2 separate regions of the Homo sapiens genome follow, and region 1 is linked to region 2. A link is an interaction called in ENCODE POLR2A ChIA-PET data of the cell type or tissue named here. Cell type or tissue: CD4-positive, alpha-beta T cell. All regions are shown on one strand. Links, peaks and the distances in the headings refer to the core of each region. The heading gives the core; the rest is flanking DNA. Region 1 overlaps F11R (F11 receptor). Region 2 holds the start of KLHDC9 (kelch domain containing 9).

Region 1 (8,139 bases), core at 140-8,139, 100 kb after region 2:
CCTCCACCCAGCACACACTATCTTTTCTTTTCTTTCTCCATTTGGCAAGTAGAATATTCTAATGAGGTGATCTGAACCCACTTCTAGTGCAAACTTCACCTCAGAACCAGTTGTGTGTTTTTTTTTTTTTTTTTTTTTTGAGATTGAGTCTTGCTCTGTCGCCCAGGCTGGAGGGCAGTGGCGCGATCTCGGCTCACTGCAATCTCCGCCTCCCGGGTTCAAGCGACTCTTCTGCCTCAGCCTCCCAAGTAGCTGGGACTACAGGTGTGCCACCATGCCTGGCTAATTTTTGTATTATTAGTAGAGATGGGGTTTCACCATATTGGCCAGGCTGGTCTTGAACTCCTGACCTCATGACCTCCCCACCTCGGCCTCCCAAAGTGCTGGGTTTACAGGCCTGAGCCACCGCACCTGGCCCCAGCTGTGTGATCTTAGGCACATTTACTTCTTGTACTCTCAGTTCCTCATGTAAACTCGGGATAATAATATACGTCTTGCCGATCTGTCATGCTTGTGTCCAGGATCAAATGATGCAACGTGTCATAATGTACACGAAAACACTTTTAAAAGCACCACATGCTCCACAAATGTCGAGTATTATTATTATCCTCATCATGGCTCTGCCCTTCCCTTCCATCCCTTGCCTCCAGCCCTGCTGGCTTCCTTCCAGGATTGTCCTGACAAGTGGCTGCAATCATTTGTTGAGAAGCTTTCTCTGAACAGTGAAATGTCATTCTGGAAGCTGCCCTTGGACTAGTAGAAATCTAATTAGATTATTGGGAGTCACAGAGAGAAAAATTAGAAGCAAAAGAAACTGCATTCCCATGGATAAAAGAAGTATTAGCTGGCAATTGTAGCAAAAAGCACTTAAAGAAGACATTTAGGATCATGGTGACAAAGTGTGAGAGCCAGAGGGAGCATAAGTCTGGAATCCCTTCCTCTTAGGGTCTGTGAATGGAGAAGCCCTGTCCACTGGGTCTGTGACTCCTTCTTCCTGGCATTTCTCTGTCCACTCCTGACAGGGCCCACCTCTTTCTTTCTCCTTAGGCTCCCTGGCATTGGGCAGTGTTACAGTGCACTCTTCTGAACCTGAAGTCAGAATTCCTGAGAATAATCGTGAGTTGGGAGGGGCCATGGAGGGTGTGAGGGTGAGCAGTTGCCGGCCGCCTGGGGATCTAGAGAGCACCCAGCCCAGCCTGCAGTTTGGGGCTGTTCCCCATCTCGTGTATTTGCTGCTGCTTCTTCCTTCGGCTCATTTTGACCCTGTCTGCAGCTGTGAAGTTGTCCTGTGCCTACTCGGGCTTTTCTTCTCCCCGTGTGGAGTGGAAGTTTGACCAAGGAGACACCACCAGACTCGTTTGCTATAATAACAAGATCACAGGTGAGTTGCTTCTCCTCCTTCCTGATTGCCTAGGTTGTGGAGGGATTATCATGCCTGGATTCTACGATCCAGACTTTGTGCCCTTATCCCAGGGCACACCCTGGGGCTGAAGTCCTCATGGCCTTCCTACCCCCCTTTCTGGGGGAAGAGGAGAGCACTTGCGTACCTTGGATGCCCCCTTCATCAGCCTCCCTTAGCTCTCCAGTTCACTCTGTCCTTGCTCTTGCCTCCTCTTGTGGTAGCTTCCTATGAGGACCGGGTGACCTTCTTGCCAACTGGTATCACCTTCAAGTCCGTGACACGGGAAGACACTGGGACATACACTTGTATGGTCTCTGAGGAAGGCGGCAACAGCTATGGGGAGGTCAAGGTCAAGCTCATCGTGCTTGGTACGTGCCCCATGTCTTCTGGGTGGGCCTGGAGTTAGTTACTTCTCATAGCAGGCTCTGCTGCACTTTGGAGCTCTTTGATGGTGAGAATACCCACAGGTGGGCTATTCAGAGTCCTGGAGCTGCCAGAGAGGGAGATGAGCCCCTGGTTAGGTGGCAGCCAGGGGCATGGTGAGAGTAGGAGGCTTGAGCTGAGTAGTTGGGGGTACCATTGTAGTTGGTTACTTAGACTCAAGCAGCCCCCACCCTGTACTCAGCACCTTCTGTCTTTCTCTTCCACAGTGCCTCCATCCAAGCCTACAGTTAACATCCCCTCCTCTGCCACCATTGGGAACCGGGCAGTGCTGACATGCTCAGAACAAGATGGTTCCCCACCTTCTGAATACACCTGGTTCAAAGATGGGATAGTGATGCCTACGAATCCCAAAAGCACCCGTGCCTTCAGCAACTCTTCCTATGTCCTGAATCCCACAACAGGAGAGCTGGTATGTATGGGGTGGTGGTGAAAGATGTGTGGGGGATGCAGTTATAGAACCCCAAAAGGTGGGAGGAAGAACAGGCAACAGGGTGAACTTGGAACTGGGGTCAAGAGACATTAAAAAATGTCTATTTTGCTTCTTCAGCAGGAAGCCAATTTGTTTTCCTTCCTCAGGTCTTTGATCCCCTGTCAGCCTCTGATACTGGAGAATACAGCTGTGAGGCACGGAATGGGTATGGGACACCCATGACTTCAAATGCTGTGCGCATGGAAGCTGGTGAGAGTTAGGGCTTGAGCCCAGACCTGGGGTGGGGATTGGGGTCTGCTTTTCATCCTGCCATTGGTGATACTGTAGGTGCCGTGAGTGAGTATCCCCGTGCCTGACTTCTTATTTGTGTCTCGCAGTGGAGCGGAATGTGGGGGTCATCGTGGCAGCCGTCCTTGTAACCCTGATTCTCCTGGGAATCTTGGTTTTTGGCATCTGGTTTGCCTATAGCCGAGGCCACTTTGACAGTAAGTATCTGCCCCCAGAGGCTCTCCTTTGTACTGCCCCCATCCCAGGGCCTGGCATGGGTGTCATCTGAGTACTGACCCTGATACTGTGCTCATGTGTGTGGGTGTTGTCCCCTGGGGAACACTGATCACCCATCTAACACCAAGAGCTGGGGGCCTGCCCCTCCATCTTCCCAAGCCATGCTGTCTTCTGTCCTGCTGACACTCATGATCCCATTTCTTCTCTTTCAGGAACAAAGAAAGGGTGAGTGAGGTGCTGTCCTGGGGTTCTCCAAGTTTGAGAGCATGGATGCATGTGGTTTGAAGCTGAAGTGGGCCTAGGGGAATGGGTTGAAGGCAGAAGCAACCAGTTTGGAGGGAAGGCATTTGGATATCCAGCCCTTTCTCTGTGGCCTTGGCCCTGGGTCTGTCCTGTTACCCCACCCATACCTGTCTGCTGCGCACTCTGTGCTTCTGTAGCATTCTCGCTTCTGGCCTTTAAAGTTGGCAAGGGGAGGTTAATAAGCACCTAGGTGGCTGAGTGTCTCTGTCTTCTGGCTTGTTCACAGGACTTCGAGTAAGAAGGTGATTTACAGCCAGCCTAGTGCCCGAAGTGAAGTGAGTATGCCTCCCCTGGGCAGGGGTGGGCCACCTGGGGCTGGAGTGAGGAGATTTCTAGCCCATGTTTATGTGTTTTGGGGATTATCAGCTAAAGAAGACTATTGAGAGTTGACTGGATGTTTTATTTCTGCAGGGAGAATTCAAACAGACCTCGTCATTCCTGGTGTGAGCCTGGTCGGCTCACCGCCTATCATCTGCATTTGCCTTACTCAGGTGCTACCGGACTCTGGCCCCTGATGTCTGTAGTTTCACAGGATGCCTTATTTGTCTTCTACACCCCACAGGGCCCCCTACTTCTTCGGATGTGTTTTTAATAATGTCAGCTATGTGCCCCATCCTCCTTCATGCCCTCCCTCCCTTTCCTACCACTGCTGAGTGGCCTGGAACTTGTTTAAAGTGTTTATTCCCCATTTCTTTGAGGGATCAGGAAGGAATCCTGGGTATGCCATTGACTTCCCTTCTAAGTAGACAGCAAAAATGGCGGGGGTCGCAGGAATCTGCACTCAACTGCCCACCTGGCTGGCAGGGATCTTTGAATAGGTATCTTGAGCTTGGTTCTGGGCTCTTTCCTTGTGTACTGACGACCAGGGCCAGCTGTTCTAGAGCGGGAATTAGAGGCTAGAGCGGCTGAAATGGTTGTTTGGTGATGACACTGGGGTCCTTCCATCTCTGGGGCCCACTCTCTTCTGTCTTCCCATGGGAAGTGCCACTGGGATCCCTCTGCCCTGTCCTCCTGAATACAAGCTGACTGACATTGACTGTGTCTGTGGAAAATGGGAGCTCTTGTTGTGGAGAGCATAGTAAATTTTCAGAGAACTTGAAGCCAAAAGGATTTAAAACCGCTGCTCTAAAGAAAAGAAAACTGGAGGCTGGGCGCAGTGGCTCACGCCTATAATCCCAGAGGCTGAGGCAGGCGGATCACCTGAGGTCAGGAGTTCAAGATCAGCCTGACCAACATGGAGAAACCCTACTAAAAATACAAAGTTAGCCAGGCATAGTGGTGCATGCCTGTAATCCCAGCTGCTCAGGAGCCTGGCAACAAGAGCAAAACTCCAGCTCAAAAAAAAAAAGAAAGAAAAGAAAGCTGGAGCTGGTGGCTTAGGCCATCACCCTTCCCTTGGCTGGAACTACTGGACAGACCCTTTTGAGATGTGCCTGTGGTGCTGTGGAGATGTGTGTAGTGGTCTTAGCTCTTTGTTGAGCTTGTGTGTGTGTTGTGTAGTCTTAGCTGTATGCTGAAATTGGGCGTGTGTTGGAGGGCTTCTTAGCTCTTTGGTGAGATTGTATTTCTATGTGTTTGTATCAGCTGAATGTTGCTGGAAATAAAACCTTGGTTTGTCAAGGCTCTTTTTTGTGGGAAGTAAGTAGGGGAAAAGGTCTTTGAGGGTTCCTAGGCTCCTTTGTACAACAGGAAAATGCCTCAAAGCCTTGCTTCCCAGCAACCTGGGGCTGGTTCCCAGTGCCTGGTCCTGCCCCTTCCTGGTTCTTATCTCAAGGCAGAGCTTCTGAATTTCAGGCCTTCATTCCAGAGCCCTCTTGTGGCCAGGCCTTCCTTTGCTGGAGGAAGGTACACAGGGTGAAGCTGATGCTGTACTTGGGGGATCTCCTTGGCCTGTTCCACCAAGTGAGAGAAGGTACTTACTCTTGTACCTCCTGTTCAGCCAGGTGCATTAACAGACCTCCCTACAGCTGTAGGAACTACTGTCCCAGAGCTGAGGCAAGGGGATTTCTCAGGTCATTTGGAGAACAAGTGCTTTAGTAGTAGTTTAAAGTAGTAACTGCTACTGTATTTAGTGGGGTGGAATTCAGAAGAAATTTGAAGACCAGATCATGGGTGGTCTGCATGTGAATGAACAGGAATGAGCCGGACAGCCTGGCTGTCATTGCTTTCTTCCTCCCCATTTGGACCCTTCTCTGCCCTTACATTTTTGTTTCTCCATCTACCACCATCCACCAGTCTATTTATTAACTTAGCAAGAGGACAAGTAAAGGGCCCTCTTGGCTTGATTTTGCTTCTTTCTTTCTGTGGAGGATATACTAAGTGCGACTTTGCCCTATCCTATTTGGAAATCCCTAACAGAATTGAGTTTTCTATTAAGGATCCAAAAAGAAAAACAAAATGCTAATGAAGCCATCAGTCAAGGGTCACATGCCAATAAACAATAAATTTTCCAGAAGAAATGAAATCCAACTAGACAAATAAAGTAGAGCTTATGAAATGGTTCAGTAAAGATGAGTTTGTTGTTTTTTGTTTTGTTTTGTTTTGTTTTTTTAAAGACGGAGTCTCGCTCTGTCACCCAGGCTGGAGTGCAGTGGTATGATCTTGGCTCACTGTAACCTCCGCCTCCCGGGTTCAAGCCATTCTCCTGCCTCAGTCTCCTGAGTAGCTGGGATTACGGGTGCGTGCCACCATGCCTGGCTAATTTTTGTGTTTTTAGTAGAGACAGGGTTTCACCATGTTGGTCGGGCTGGTCTCAAACTCCTGACCTCTTGATCCGCCTGCCTTGGCCTCCCAAAGTGATGGGATTACAGATGTGAGCCACCGTGCCTAGCCAAGGATGAGATTTTTAAAGTATGTTTCAGTTCTGTGTCATGGTTGGAAGACAGAGTAGGAAGGATATGGAAAAGGTCATGGGGAAGCAGAGGTGATTCATGGCTCTGTGAATTTGAGGTGAATGGTTCCTTATTGTCTAGGCCACTTGTGAAGAATATGAGTCAGTTATTGCCAGCCTTGGAATTTACTTCTCTAGCTTACAATGGACCTTTTGAACTGGAAAACACCTTGTCTGCATTCACTTTAAAATGTCAAAACTAATTTTTATAATAAATGTTTATTTTCACATTGAGTTTGTTTAAATCCTGAAGTTCTTACCTTAAGAGAATTGGGACTCCTAGAGTGATTGGACATTCAAAATATTCCTGATAGTCTTGTTAATTAAGAGATTAGGATATCTTTCCATTACCTTGATAATTACGTTTTAATTTAGCTTTTTTCATTGGCCTGTGTTTAAATGCAAATAACCCCACAATGGACATTTCCTATGTTAAAGTGACATTTAGGGGATAAAAAATGAGAGCAGTTCCATGGATTTTGGTGTTTCCCCTGAGACATGAACTCAGCATAATCTGGGATAAAATGATTGAGTGTTAAGGATGTGTTTGTTGTTCCTGTCGTTTTTTTATTTTCTTCAAAGTATACAACATGGTTTGATATGCACATACATTTGTGTAATGATTGCCATGGTCAATTAACACATCACCATTTTTGTGTGTGTGTGTGTGTGTGTGTGTGAGGGAGTCTTGCTCCGTTGCCAGGCTGGAGTGCAATGGTACAACCTTGGCTCACTGCAACCTCCACCTCCTGGGTTCAAGCAATTCTCTTGCCTCAGCCTCCTAAGTAGCTGGGACTATAGGCGTGTGCCACCATGCCCAGCTAATTTTTGTATTTTTAGTAGAGACGGGGTTTCACCATGTTGGCCAGGATGATCTCGATCCCTTGACCTCATGATCCGCCCACCTCGGCCTCCCAAAGTGCTGGGATTACAGGCGTGAGTCACTGCACCCGGCCACATCACCTCCCATGTTCTATCTTACGTATTCAGAACTTGTTCATCTTGTAACTGAAAGCGTGTACCCTTTGACCAACACTGTTTTTCCTGTCTTAACAGGATCTACAGATCAAGGACAGGGGAGGGGATAGTGGAGGAAAACGGAGTTAGTCTGTTTCTAAATGAGGGGACAGTATGTTTCTTGGGGCCTGAGGACAGCTTAATAAAGTAGACAAATGAAGAAAAACAACAATTTGCATTAAAAAATATCCAATTCTTTAGCTTTTCCAGCTTATTACCCCTTCTCTGGTACTAGCTATGAAAATCTGATATGAAACGGAACATTTTTTCTTTTCTTTTCTTTCTTTTTTTTTTTTTTTGAGACTGAGTCTTACTCTATCACCCAGGCTGGAGTGCAGTGGAGCGATCTCAGCTCACTGCAACTTCTCCCTCTGAGTTCAAGCGATTCTCCTGCCTCAGCCTCCCGAGCAGCTGGGATTACAGGCGCCTGCCACTGCACCCGGATAATTTTTTTTTTAATAGTTTTAGTGGAGACAGGGTTTCACCAGCTTGGCCAGGCTGGTTTTAAACTCCTGATCTCGTGATCCACCCACCTTGGCCTCCCAAAGTGCTGGGATTACAGGTGTGAGCCACCGTGCCTAGCCCATTTTTTCTTACTACTATCATCCATTAACTTATTTACTGGGTACTATTACTATCTCTGTTTCTCAGATGGGGAAGAGAGGCAGAGAAATGCTAAGGAATTTGCCCAAGTTCACACAACCAGTACTAGGCAAATGGTAGGTCCGGGATTAAGATCCTGGGGAGGGGAGGTTGGGTAACCTATATCCTGCTCAGTGACCCAGAATGGAAAAGAATGAAGGAGGAGGAGTGGAAACAGAAGTTAACTTTTTTTTTGTAGAGGTGGGTATCTGGGTTTGAGGAGAGAGAACATTAAAAGTAATGCTGGGGCCGGGCGCGGTGGCTCATACCTATAATCCCAGCACTTTGGGAGTCTGAGGCAGGCAGATCACTTGAGGTCAGGAGTTCAAGACCAGCCTGGCCAACATGGTGAAACCCTGTCTCTATGAAAAATACAAAAATTGCCAGTTGTGGTGGCTCACGCTTGTAATCCCAGCACTTTGGGAGGCCGAGGGGGGCGGATCACCTGAGGTTGGGAGTTCAAGACCAGCCTGACCAACATGGAGAAACCCTGTCTCTACTAAAAAT
Region 2 (8,499 bases), core at 324-8,323:
CCTTTGTAAAGCCTGCCACCCTATGTGCTATCTGGACCCTCTGCCATTTCCACTATCCCCTCTTTCATCTCTTCTCTCACCTTGTTAGGTGATTGCTGGCTTCAACCGCCTTCGGCAGGAACAGCGAGGCCTGGCATCCAAAGCAGCTGAGTTGGAGATGGAGTTGAATGAGCACAGGTGAGAAAGTCAGGGAGAGGCAAACAGTAGGACAGTTGTGTGGGCTACTCCGTGAGGGGGATTTGTAGTAGAGTGGGGCTGAATCCTCAGGTCCTGCCTTGTTCTCCTATCCCAGCCTAGTGATCGATACACTGAAGGAGGTAGATGAAACTCGTAAGTGCTACCGCATGGTTGGAGGAGTGCTGGTGGAGCGAACTGTCAAAGAGGTGCTGCCCGCTTTGGAGAACAACAAGGAGCAGGTGAGCAAGAATCATTGAATAGGATCGGGTACAGTGGCTGTAAACCCAGCACTTTGGGAGGCCAAGGCAGGTGGACTCTTTGAGTCCGGGAGTTCGAGACCAGCCTGGGCAACATGGTGAAACCATATCACTACAAAAAATACAAAAGATTAGCTGGGTATGGTGGTATGTGCCTGTAGTCCCAGCTACTCACCTGAGCCTAAAATGTCGAGGCTTCAGTGAGCTGTGATCACCTCACTGCACTCCAGCCTGGGTGACAGAGTGAGACCCTGTCTCAGATAAAAGGAGGGCAGCATAAAATAGCCTATGCTCATTATGCTATGCTAAGTGCAACTCTTAGACAAGAGGAATTGCTGACTGCTGTGGGCTCTGTGACTTGGCTGAATTGGGGTGGGAGGATTGGGGTTAGAGTAATGTTTCTCATAGTGTGTGTTTCACGAATACATGAATCAAAATCACCTGAAGGACTAATTTATAAATGCAGCTTCCCAGACCCACTGGATTAGAACCTTTGGGAGTGCCATGAAGTGACATTTTAAAAATAAGCTAGGCAGGTTGCAGTGACTCACACCTGTAATCCCAGCACTTTGGGAGGCCGAGGCGGGCGGATCACGAGGTCAGGAGGTCAAGACCATCCTGGCTAGCATGGTGAAACCCCATCTCTACTAAGAATACGAAAAATTGGCTGGGCGTTGTGGTGGGCGCCTGTGGTCCTAGCTACTCGGGAGGGCAAGGCAGGAGAATGGCGTGAACCTGCGAGGCGGAGCTTGCAGTGAGCTGAGATTGCACCACTGCACTCCAGCCTGGGCGACACAGCGATGCTGCAACTCAAAAAAAAAATATTAAAAATAAAAAATGAAAAAATAAAAATAAGCTCATGCCTGTATTCCTAGCGCTTTGGGAGACCGAGGCAGGAGGACTGCTTGAGGCAGAAGTTTGAGACCAGCCTGGGTAACATAGTAGGAACTTGTCTCTGTAAAAAATAAAAATAAGCAGCCCAGGTGATTCTAAGTACATTAAAGTGTATAAACCACTGTGTTCAAGAAAGGAATAATTTTAATGTCTGGGCTCCTCTACTTGGTTAAAGGTAAGGTTAAATGTGTTAACACTTCCTCCAACCATAGTCCATTCCAGGTGGGGGAAAGGAGTCCTGAATTCCTTATATAATCCCTGTCACTTGTCCTCTAGATACAGAAGATCATTGAGACACTGACACAGCAGCTTCAGGCAAAGGGAAAAGAACTAAATGAATTCCGGGAAAAGCACAACATTCGTCTCATGGGAGAAGATGAGAAGCCAGCAGCCAAGGAAAACTCAGAAGGGGCTGGGGCTAAGGCCAGCTCAGCTGGAGTGTTGGTCTCCTAGGGACCAAGGCCTTTGCATTTTTTTCTACCCTGACTCCCACTTCTAATTTCTCTTTATTGTTATTATTATTATTTTCTCTGCTATTGTAATATTTTTTTGTTAATTAAATGTTTTGGTCAGAATCTTAGCTGTAGCCTGAAGTTTTCTCCCACTTGGGGGTGGAAATTGTTTTGAGACACGGAACAGCATATGATGTGTGGTTTTTGTTTCCATCAGGTTAATGACTCATAATATGAGAGTAGGACCCATATTTATTTTATCCTTTCCTTGCAAATAAAGGTATGTCCACTTATTTACTGCCCTTCCCCCTCCCCCCAAAAATTTCAGAGACAAATCTTGAGTCTCAGATTGAAATTTAATAAGCATTTGAAGTGAAGCAGATAGCTCTGGTGATAACGCTTTATAGGTTTGCAACAAAGCAAAACAAAACGAGGCTTAGTGATGTGTCTTGGCACTATTTAGATAAAGTCCAGGATGCAAACCTGTGGACTGGCTGTCCTGCCATCCTCACCAAAACCCCCAACCAGGTAAAGCTGATCATTCCAAAGGCAGGTGCGATGGCCCATGCGTTTCATCCCACGATCTGCACAGGGGAAGTGGAACCACAAAGGAGGAGATGTGCCTGTTGGATACGGGCAGAGGGTGGTTATTGAGGCAGTAGCACTTTGTCATTCACAGAATTCAACATGACCAAGGGCTTGCCCATTGTTTTTCTGCTCACTTGATTTGTAGGCCTCTTCAAATGCTTAATATTCTGTGTACTCCTTTAACTCCTGTCAACTAATTTTTCCTCCTCCCTACCCCATCACTCCATCCTCTTTCTGTAGTCTTCAGGTTCCCCCATCTTCCCACCTTCCCCCCCTTCAGCCATTAGTCTGGCTCTCACGAGTATCATAGATGTAGAGATCATTGCAGATGGTGTCTCTAGCTCTGGTCAGAGTTTCTCCACCAAACAGCACAGCAAAGGGCCCGACCACAGAACATGAGTGATGCCGTAGTCCATGGGGCCCCTTCTGGGACCCCTGCCCACTGCTCACAAGCCTTGCAAGCTGTTCCATCAAATGAGGAGCAACAGGTGGTTCCTCCTTGGGGAGAAAGAAAGGACTGTCCGAAGAGACCTGGGCATCACAATTTTAGCCTCTTCCCATCCTAAACAAGATGTGTGAGGAGCTAATACCTTAATTTTCCCATGACTCCAATGCCCAGCTACTTCTGGTTCAGCTAAGTTGCAACCTCCAAAGAGCAATAGCTGATGACCTGGATGGGGTCCAGGAGTTTGGAGCAGGGCCGCACAGTGACCTGAGCGTGAGGCTGTGTGGCAGCCTTCTTGCTTGTAGCTGTGGACATGCAGAAATTCAGGGCTGAGTGGGTTTTCTGGAAAATGTAAGTGCCACCGCCCTTGCCAAGGATGGATGGAGAAGAGGCATGGGGCAGTGCGGTAGGTGGGATAAGAGGGAGGGTAATACTGTAGAGAGCTCAGCTAGCTTAAACATGGTAGGTTCCCCTGGAAGGAGGGTGCTAGAGTGAGGAGGTGGATAAATTGCCTGAGAAATCTGCTTAGGCTTTTGTTTTTCGAGAGTGTGGATGAGAGTGAAAGGTTTTGGGCGGAGGGTGCCATACCAATAGGTGCGGGCGCTGGGGTCCAGCCTTAATGTGTAGATGCTTCCATAGCGTCGCTGAGTGTGGATACCGCCCTCCCGGCCAGCCACCTGCAGCTCTCGGTCAGAGATTCGGGTGCAGGTGTGACTACTGAGGCCGGCGGGGGGGCAGTCACCAGGGGTCCCTGTCCACGCCTCCCACACACCGCGCTCTGTGTCCAGTGCGGTCACTGTGGCCAAGCGGCGAGACCCGTCCCAGCCGCCCACCACGCAGAGCCAACGCCCGTCCACGGGTGCCGCGTCGTGGTGACTGCGCGGGGGGCTGCCCCGGGCTCCCAATCGTACGGCCTGGCCCCTAGCTGGGTCGAAAACCACCGTATCGCTGCTGGGCTCTCTCGCTCCTCCTGCTAGGAGACCACCTACGAGATAGAACCGTCCCCGCAGTTCGGTGCATGAATGGAAAGCTCTAGCCAAAAGCGCGTCCCGCGCCACTGGCCTCCAGGCCCAGCCTGAGCCTGCGGCCCGACCCGGGGGCACGGCCACCGCCATGGGCCCCGGGGAGAGGGAGGGCGGTGGGGTCTGCGGCTTGGAACGAGCCCCTACATGGCAGGCCAGGCACCTCGCCTTCCGCGGGCTTCCCCGGGAACCTCCCCCTACCGGACGCCAGCCGGGGTTCCCACCTCAAGTCCCGGCTTTCTCTCCGTGGTCGCCCAGCAACCACTGCAGCGGCTGCAGCGCGACCGCTGCAAACCGAAGGTCGCAAAGCAGCAGTTACCGTGGAGACAGGACACCTGGGTGGCTATCGGGAACCGTATGGTGGTGCCACCAAGGCTACGGGAGCTGTATCAGGTCAATAAAAATCCTGCAAGATTGTTAACCTCAGAAAGTCGGAGGACAGTCGGGTCCTTAGAATAAACCCCTGTGATCTCCGCTGTGAACTGATTTGCGATTTTGACATTTGAGGTGCAGGTGCTGCTCCACTAGGGCCGGGAGGGATCATTTGGCTTCAGGGTTTCTTACTCGGGCTAACCACCCCAGGGATGAGCAAGGAAGGAGAAGCAAAAGTCAGAGGGTGGGGAAGTGAAAGTGGACTGACCACTGGCCCGAGAGACAGGAGACCTGGGTTCTAGTCCCAACTATGCCCCTGACCCTCAAAGGCATTGTTTCTCTCTAGGCCTTCTCAGTTTTGTCATTCATCAAATAGGCTGTTCGTTTATTCCCAAAGGCTTGAAGGTCCCGATTGATTGGGTGGGAGAGTCCTTTCAGCTCTGGCCACTAGAGGGTAGCAGAACCCAGTCTCTCAGGTGACACACACACACACACACACACACACACACACACACACACAGAGAGAGAGAGAGAGAGAGAGAGAGAGAGAGAGAGAGAGAGAGAGAGATAGAGAGAGAGAGAGAACCCACGCAGCCTTAGAAGGGTGAAGTGGGGGAAGAGTGAGAAAATGAGAAAAACAGACTCCTACCCTTCCCTGATATCTTTTATTTAAGCCAGTTTCCAGATATTAACTCTGTCCCCCAGGACCAAGTGATAACTGAAGAGGCCCAGATGCAAGCTTTCTGCTTTCAGCTGAAGGAGGAAATACAGACAGAATTTTCCTCCCAACACAGCTGGTGTGGGGCAAAAACAGGATCTGTGTCCTCTGGGACTGGGCTGTAAGTGGGAATGATGACTGCTACTTGTGGCCTTTGGTTTCTACACATCACCTTGCTCCCCATCATACCTGAGATACTGAGACCATAGAAAGTGGCCAGGCAGGAGAATCACTTGAGGCCAGGAGTTCAGGAGTTCAAGACCAGCCTGGGTAACATAGTGAGACCCTGGCGAAAGAAAGAAAGAAAAAAAGAAAAGAAATAAAGAAAGGAAGAAAGGAGACAGTGGCCAGGGCTGCAGTGAGGATGGGCATGTAATGCAGGGTCTGATAGCACAGCAGGGCTTTCCCCTCCTCTTCCCAACTCTTGGTCCTCAGAGAACACAGCATGGGGATGGCATGGGCAGGAAAGGCACAGTTACAGAGATTGGAAGATTACCAGGACCTGTTCCCCACCTGTACCTTAAAGCCAAGATTCAACAATAGCTTTGAAAGTCTCTGCCCTCCCAACTATAGCTTTCCCTGAGTATGACAGGCAGTATTCTCAGTTTTCCAAAATCATGGTAAGAATCTCTAAAAAATCACTAACTTTTACTGTCCTTGGCTGAAATTTAAAAGTCAGTCTTTTCCCTCAGGCTTCTTTCTCACTGGCTAACCTCCCAACAGCTGGATTCAGATCTGTCATACTCCTAGGATTAGGCAAGGGCTTGCCTCAGGGGTGGGGCAATTTTGCTTAAACCTTATTGGCCTATATGTCCATTTTAGGCTCTTGCTTTTGCCTAAGTCTTGGCTGTTCTGTTAGACTTACTTTCTGCCTTTCCTGGATAGAAATGGGAACTCCCCACCCCACGGGCCTTTCCAGCTCCTCTCTCCCAGCTTCCTCTCTGACTCTGAGTCCTTAGCAGTAGGCATCTTAGTTAGACATAGAGCTTGAACCTCACATACTCCTTGGCTGTACCCTCTCCAGTTCTGTACCTAGATGCTTCCAGTTCCTCCTAATAGCTGGAAGCATCTGTCCATTGCTTTGCCATCCCAAGACCCTGGGAGAGGAACTGCCTAGGACTCCTACCTTCTTAGGTTAGTTTGAACCAAATCCATATTTTGGAGGAGGGAGAAAAGAAGCCAGAAAGAGAGAAACAGAGAGAGGAAGAAAGCAAACCAGCCAACCTGGACTTGTATGACACATGCTTCACACCGCAGGACAGCATCTGCAGTGGTCTATAATGACCTTGTCAATGATACACAAACTGAAAGGGCATTAAGATAAGTGAAAGGGGGAACTGAGAGAAAATTGTGAGAGACAGGGAAAAGGGCAGCCAGGGCTGTGAACCTGCTTTCACCTGCTAATAATATCCAGGGACAACCTCTGTCCAGAAATGAGAGCAGGGACTGGATATCCTGAAAGTCTCGTAATCCTGATGTGATCCCCTGATGTTGGCTTTGTCTCAGTTGGCCAAGAGTCTATATGATCTCTAGCAAGCAAGCACCCAGCTTCCTACCTAGCCTTAGATGTCTATCCTAGCCCCAAATCTACGCCCCCTTGCCTCAAACTTTCACAAAGCTCTTACTCTATCTTCTCCCTTCCTTAACCCCATTTTCTGACCCTGGAACCATCTCTGGTTCTTAGCATTATTCGGTACATACAGAAAACCAACAATTGGGCTGGGTGTGGTGGCTCACGCCTATAATCCCAACACTTTGGGAAGCCAAGGTGGGTGGATCACTTGAGGCCAGGAGTTCAAGACCAGCCTGGCCAACATGGTGAAACCCCATCTCTACTAAAAATAAAAAATAAAAAATTCACCAGCCGTGGTGGTGCATGCCTGTAGTCCCAGCTACTCTGGAGGCTGAGGCAAGAGAATCGCTTGAACCTGGGAGGCTGAGGTTGCAGTGAGCCGCGATTGTGCCATTGCACTCCAGCCTGGGTGACTGAGAGAGAAAGAGAAAGAGAGAGAGAAAGAAAAGAAAGAGAGAGAGAAAGAAAAGAGAGAGCGAGAAAGAAAAGAGAGAGAGAAAGAAAAGAGAGCAAGAAAGAAAAGAGAGAGAGAGAAAGAAAAGAGAGAGAAAGACAGAAAGACAGAAGGAAGGAAGGAAAGAAAGAAAGAAGAAAGAAAGAAAGAAGGAAGGAAGGAAGGAAAGAAAGAAGGAAAGAAAGAAAGAAAGACCAACAATTGCACCAAACGGTCTTAATCGCACTCAAGACTCCCACAGTTCCCTCTGCCCATGTCTCCCAGGCTGTCCCCATCCTTCAGGCCCTTTCTTTGACTCTTCTTCTGCTGTACCCTGACCCTTCTCTATTTCTCACACAGCTCATTCTAGCTGCTTGACTTCCTGGCCCTATGCCATCCTGGCCCCATTTCTGACTCTTTGCTCTCAGCTCAGCCAGAATAAAGACAGGGACAAAAGGACAGAGAAATGACCAGGCAAAGAGACTGCATGAGGTCAGATCTTGAGAGCTCCTTTGACTGAATGTGAGCTAGAAGGAGATTGAGAGAAAGGTGAAATTGTAAGCAGGCTTTAGGGTGGAGGGGAGTGGTAATCAGCCAAGGTAGAGAATGATGGAGAGGTGGAATAAGGATGGGGAGAAGCTTATGTTGTTGAGGGAGTAGGCAATGTTGAGTAGGAAAGTATCATTGGGTCATTGCTGAGCGGTGGGAATTGAGGGCAGAAGACAGAAGGACTTTGAGTAATCATGGCATCCAGAAATTTCTCTTCGGGTCCTTCTGTCTCTGTTTCAGATTTTGTCTTGGCCACTTCAGCCACTTTGTCTCTTTGAATTCTCCCCCTTCAATAACTCGCGCGCGGGCGCGCGCGCGCATGTGTGTGTGTGTGTGTGTGTGTCTCCAATACAATCCCTGACTTACAATGGTTCAACCTACAATTTTTCTTTTTCTTTTTCTTTTTTTTTTTTTGAGACGGAGTCCTGCTCTGTCACCAGGCTGGAGTGCAGTGGCACAATCTTGGCTCACCGCAACCTCCGCCTCCTGGGTTCAAGTGATTCTCCTGCCTCAGCCTCCTGAGTAGCTGGGACTATAGGCACGCACCACCAAGCCCAGCTAATTTTTTGAGTTTTTAGTAGAGACGGGGTTTCACCATGTTGGCCAGGATGGTCTCGATCTCTTGACCTCATGATCCGCCCACCTCAGCCTCCCAAAGTGCTGGGATTACAGGTGTGAGCCACCATGCCCAACCCAACTTATAATTTTTAAACTACAGTGATGCAAAAATGATAGCGTGTTCGGTAGGACCCATACTTGAATTTTAAATTTTGATATTTTCTAGGGCTAGCGACTGGTATATTAAATGCATTTTCAACTTATATGTTCAGTTTGCAATGGGCTTATCAGGACATAACCCCATCATAAAAGTCAAGGAGCATTTGTATATTTTTCTGTCTTTAAGTTTCCATTTTTCTCACTGTGCCTTGAGATCTGTCTCTCACTGTTTCGACTTTTGTGTTTTTCTCTCTGGGTTACTGCCCTTTTTTTCCTGCTGACCAGAGCCAGCCATCTGACTT

The links. Peaks named below come from ENCODE experiments on the same cell type or tissue, not always from the same donor. Only the 100,000 strongest peaks of a DNase experiment are listed, where the experiment ranks them.
Region 1: POLR2A ChIA-PET joins it to region 2 with 24 read pairs; 19 of 35 experiments call an interaction of 5 or more read pairs at or near these places.

What each region holds. Positions count from the first base shown.
Region 1 is chr1:160,994,262-161,002,400 of GRCh38, reverse strand. It overlaps F11R (F11 receptor), which reads left to right. Exons shown (of 10, transcript NM_016946.6): 2 at 1,048-1,116; 3 at 1,274-1,381; 4 at 1,624-1,770; 5 at 2,053-2,255; 6 at 2,423-2,525; 7 at 2,654-2,761; 8 at 2,993-3,005; 9 at 3,310-3,358; 10 at 3,495-7,190. The coding sequence ends at 3,530. Among named protein-coding and RNA genes, the nearest start is that of F11R, 23 kb to the left of the region's middle. In CD4-positive, alpha-beta T cell, for the core only: a CTCF peak has its summit at 4,893 (motif pointing left); a DNase peak (open chromatin) is centred at 4,910.
Region 2 is chr1:161,093,965-161,102,463 of GRCh38, reverse strand. KLHDC9 (kelch domain containing 9) reads right to left here and starts at 4,103. Exons shown (of 4, transcript NM_152366.5): 1 at 3,402-4,103; 2 at 2,959-3,118; 3 at 2,668-2,866; 4 at 2,118-2,403. The coding sequence starts at 3,928. The coding sequence ends at 2,240. It overlaps PFDN2 (prefoldin subunit 2), which reads left to right. Exons shown (of 4, transcript NM_012394.4): 2 at 89-177; 3 at 293-416; 4 at 1,605-1,903. The coding sequence ends at 1,781. RefSeq lists silencers at 3,680-3,729, 3,790-3,969. In CD4-positive, alpha-beta T cell, for the core only: CTCF peaks have their summits at 4,210, 4,570 and 6,989; DNase peaks (open chromatin) are centred at 4,093, 4,663 and 5,753; H3K4me3 peaks cover 1,247 bases; H3K27ac peaks cover 482 bases.